Linked DNA regions of Homo sapiens: region 2 is linked to region 1. A link is an interaction called in ENCODE POLR2A ChIA-PET data of the cell type or tissue named here. Cell type or tissue: OCI-LY7. All regions are shown on one strand.

Evidence for each region. ChIA-PET counts read pairs that join two places held together with the same protein. Peaks named below come from ENCODE experiments on the same cell type or tissue, not always from the same donor. Only the 100,000 strongest peaks of a DNase experiment are listed, where the experiment ranks them.
Region 2: POLR2A ChIA-PET joins it to region 1 with 7 read pairs; 1 of 35 experiments calls an interaction of 5 or more read pairs at or near these places.

What each region holds. Positions count from the first base shown.
Region 1 is chr15:62,026,040-62,028,539 of GRCh38, reverse strand. VPS13C (vacuolar protein sorting 13 homolog C) reads left to right here. Exons shown (of 85, transcript NM_020821.3): 6 at 120-182. Among named protein-coding and RNA genes, the nearest start is that of VPS13C, 33 kb to the left of the region's middle. In OCI-LY7, no CTCF peak of the experiment used is centred here; no DNase peak of the experiment used is centred here; H3K27ac peaks cover 445 bases.
Region 2 is chr15:61,166,405-61,168,904 of GRCh38, reverse strand. The region is part of intron 1 of RORA (RAR related orphan receptor A); the gene reads left to right. Among named protein-coding and RNA genes, the nearest start is that of RORA, 62 kb to the left of the region's middle. In OCI-LY7, CTCF peaks have their summits at 1,111 and 1,325 (motif pointing left); a DNase peak (open chromatin) is centred at 1,284.

The DNA of each region.
Region 1 (2,500 bases):
TTACCCTGTTACATGATTTCTAATTATATGAAATTAAATTTAGGTATATTTTACATGTGAAATTAAAGGTGTCTTTAAATTGCTTTGCATTTTGGTTATTGCTGCCATGTGGGATGCAGGCACACATTCAGGGGAGTTCATATATGGCTTGGAGAACTTTGTTTACAAGGACATCAAGCCTGGTGGGTATGCATGGTTAATTATATTCAACTATATAAACATATTCTTGTGTATGCTTGTGCTTTTGGTGGAGTCCATTTGATGGCATGCCATCCTTTTAGAAAATATGGAAATGCAATTTTTGTTTTCCCCCTCTACCATCATTTCCTTTTCCTTACCTGTAGTCGTTTATTCATTTACTAAATATTTGAGTGTCTTGTGGCAATCACTGTGCTGGATGATGCTGGATGTTTGTGGGGTAAACAAACATGATTCACTGTTCTTACGAAGCTTAGAATATGAACTACAGATAACTTTCAGATTTGGGCTACTCTTTTGAGTTTAGTTCTAGAGTTCAGTAGTTTCTGAATTAAGCAGTTCCTCTCTGATAGCGGTGGTTTTGGAACGTAAAAAGCAATAAAGTGGAATTTTTCTTTGAATTCAGAACCGTGACAGGAGGTGTTCCTCTGAGCTTTGATTTGTTTCACCTCTGTTGTAGCTCTGGAGGTGCCTCTAGACTACTGTCCTGTACAGCATATTGAAATTTCAAGCTTCGCAAAAGGCAAATTAAAGTCTTACTGTTTATATTAGGATTTATGATATGATTCTTTTATATACTAGGAAATCTACCAAATATATTAAAATAATACTTTTTAGTATTTTACATAATCTTATTTGTTAAACTTTATGTTTTATATCATACTTCAAGAGCTTGTTAGATGAACTCAGTCACATTTAAATTTGTTTTGATTAAATGGCAAGTGGGTCTGTATCTTGAAATTTGTAAACAATAAGCATCATGTTAGAATTATTTCTGTAGCTAGGAACTTTAATAGGTTGATTCATGTGACAGATGGAAGTGGAATTTTCATGACAGGCTTTACAGCATTAGGTGAAATTACCCTGAAAGCAGTTTCCGTTCTAATAAACCTACTCCTTCCGTAAGTGTGCCTGTGTTGTCTTATAGTTACTTTGTTTAATATCAAAGATAGCATGGAGATACTCATGGCTCACTGTCTGGTTTTGTAGGTTATAATCAAACCAGCTTACTGTAGTCTGGGTAGCATTGTTAAAAACAGCAGACTATAACAGCTGTCACCGTAAAAGAAAACATCATTGATTCAGTTTTTTTTTAAAGGTATATTAACGTAGATAAAAAAATGAGGTCCAGAATGTTGGTGCTTCTGAAATGAGAGTAGTTTATTTTGTTGATGATATCTTCATTCAGCTGGCTAGGACTTAACGTGTGTTTCATGATCATTTCCTCTTTTCAGTTTCTGAGTGCATATTATTTCCTCATTTGATATTACTTTTTTTTATTCTAAAGCAGTGGTTCTCAAAAAGTCAAAATGATTTTCATAATAATACTAAGCATTATTTGATTTTTCCTTTTATTGACATTTACATTGCTGGTGCAAAAGCAATAGTGTGTAAAAATTGCTAGCTGCCTTAGCATGATTCAAGGCAGTGGCACCAGACTGTAGTAGTAGTCACTGTATTCTTCACTGCCATGCACTCACAGTAAGCAAAATGAAACAAAAAAATTGCCAGTTTTTACTTAAGAATTCCCTTGATGAAGTAGGAAGTTTTAAATTTTAATAAACTTCAACCCTTGAGCATGTCTCTTTAATATTTTGTGCAACAGCAGAGAAAGTATGCCTGAAGCATTTCTGCATACTGAAGTAGGATGGTTGTTTCAAGGAAAATTACTTGTGCAGATGTTTGAGTTGTGAGCTGAGCTAGTTGCTTTTTTTCTGGAAAGCCATTTTTAGTGGGAAGAATCACAGACTATCATTATTCAGATTTGGTTGTTTGGTAGACACTTCAACAAAACCACTTCAAGGAAAAGGAACTGGCAGTATTTGTTGTCAGTGATAAAATTTGAGCTCTTGAGTAGAATTTTGGAAAACTTGTATTTGCCAACTTGAGATCGACAGCTTCCCAGTAGTACTTTAAGACTTTTCTGATGAGATTGGTGGTAATATTAACAGATGTGACTTTTGATATTAAATAATGAAATGACTTGACATTTGGAAGATTTGCATAATTCAGTAAAGCAATATTTCCAATGGAAGATAAAAATCATACATGTGTAAAGGGGTTCATTTAAAGTGCAAGAAGGACTAATTGATTTTGATTTGTATGAAAAATTCATTGATAGGGTTTCAGATTCCATGATGCAGCTACCTTTAAGAAACTTCCACTTGTTGAGTTTGATATGAAAAGGCAATGAATATGCTCCCCCCTTTTCTAATTATATATCTATAGTGAGATCAGATTTTCATCATGTACTTCAATTAAAACAACATATCTCAACAGGTTGAAGGCAGAAGCAGATATG
Region 2 (2,500 bases), 860 kb after region 1:
ATCAGATGAGTGATCTCATTTAGGCTGTCAGAGACTTTGGGAGGTAAGCATTACACCCATGCAGCTTGGGCTCAGAGAGGTTAAACAACTTGCCCAAACACAGCTAGCACCTGCTAGAACTAGGACTGAATCTCGGTGTTTTGATTTCAAGCCCAGCATACTGTCCACCAGACTGAGCAGACTCCTGGTGAGGGGAACCATAAAACGCTTCATGTATCATTTAATGACAAGGAAAGATGTTCAAGAGAAATAGCTAAGTAGATAAGGCAGGTTATGTGATCTAGCGCTCATTAAGACACACGTTTTTATTTATCCTAAAAATATCAAGATTAATATATAATACAAGGGCCAGGCACAGTGGCTCACACCTGTAATCCCAGCACTTTGGGAGGCCGAGGTGGGCAGATAACTTGAGCTCAGGAGTTCGGGAACAGCCTGGCTAACATGGCGAAACCCTGTCTCTACTAATTACAAAATTACTATTTTGTAATTTTGTAAAAATACAAAAATTAGTTGGGCATGGTGGTGCATACCTGTAGTCTCACCTAGTAGGGAGGGTGAGGCAAGAGAATCGCTTGAACCCAGAAGGTGGAGGTTGCAGTGAGCCAAGATCACGCCACGGCACTCCAGCCTGGACAACAGAGCAAGACTCCGTCTCAAAATACATACACACACACACACACACACGCACGCACGCACGCGCGTGTATATATGTGTATATATGTAATGATTTACATATATATGTATATGTATGTATATATGTGTATATATGTATGTTTTTAATATATATTATATATATACATTACAAGTTTTCTACAGGAAACAACACTCAGCATATTCCTAAATACTAGTAGAACTCTGGGCTTTTACAACTGTTTGGTGGAGTTTTGTCTGAGCAAGTTTCCAGATGTTTTATAGGTGCCTGAAAAGGTAGGTGAACATCAGGGGATATCCCCAAGAGCAAATATACAGAAGCAAGAAATGTTAGAACCATCTTTGCATCTGTGTGAATGTGCAGGAAACATGCATTGAAGTGTGGCTGTAATACAGGGACTGTGTAGGAGAGTGGTGGGTGGGGTGGGACCACCTTGGAGGGTCCTGAATGCCACATTAAAAGATTTCGGTTCTACAGATTATGAAGGACCTAACCCAGAGGTGGTGGTTGAGATGCTGTATTAAAAGTAACACCTTAAATGTGGCAGGGGATTAAGTGAGATCTAAATTTGAAAGGTTGGTTTTCAACATAAGTGTGGGGAAAGCTCCCTGATGCCAACCTTGCTGGTCCTGAATTGTGGCACACTGTCACCACCTGGTGGTCACATAGCCAAATTGTAGGGCTAATGGATTTAGCCAGAGTCCTGGTTGTAGAGAAATTTCTTCATAAAAAAAAAAAAAAAAAAAAAAAAAAAAAAAAAAAAAAAATCCTGGTCAAATTATTTGCATCCTTTAAAGAGTTCTAAAGGCTTATAAATATCTGGATAAGGATCTCAATGTTTATTATTAACCTGAGTGTCTGTAATAATGTGGACACATTCTTTAAGTAACTCAAAATTGTTCAAACCTAGCAGACAAAGAACATTGTCATTTTCTGGACTATATGAATATCAGGATCCATCTGGAAGTTGAAAAGACTCAATAGCTTTGAGATTTGTAATGAAGGAAAAAAAAATCTTTTAAAGTAATTCCTAGCAGGTTGACATTTAAGAGACTTAACTGCTGAGTACCGAGTGAAGAGTGATTTTTACAGAAGCTCTCGTTTCAGCTGATTCCAGGGCCTGATTAGATGTCATTACAAGAAGAACTGGATTTTGAACAGAGAAGCATTAGGGGTGCAGCCGATTCTGTGATTTTGTGTATGTGTGTCACTGCAGTTTGAGACATCTGGCAACTACAACTTCTTTGTCATTGTCTACTGTAATTCCAGAGAGGGCAGGTCTTAAGAAGGGGTGAGCATAGCTGGGCTCAGATAATTGTTGGTGAGTAGGTTGTGGGGATGAGGATGGGGAAAAGTAATCTAATTATGGAGATGTACATGAGAATGGAGTCTTTATTACCATGCTGGCCACTGGCAAGCATTGTAGCTGTGGATAACATGTGGATAACATGTAAAGGGTATGTTCTGCTTCACAAGTAGTGCTCTGTGTGGTGGGATGAGCACTGTGCTAGGAGTCCTGAGGTCCAGATCCTAGCTCTGGCTCTCCCTCTAACAGAGGGAGACTCCCTCTGTGACTTTTGGAAAGATGACCTCTCTGAGGCCACATATTCTTTAGCTGTAAAACTTGGTTTTATATTTCCCCTTCCTATAATATCATGCTGCTGTGAGATTCAAACAAAAAGCACTGGGTAAATATAAGGTGATATAACGGTTGTCAATGGATGTGCAATTACGTTTGAAAAGTCCAAATGTTGTGTAAGATTAACTACTCCTCTCCTGCCTCATCCCTTTTCTTCTGTTCTTCTGCCTGCTCCTGTTCTGTGTCTGTTCATGTTTTTATTCCTA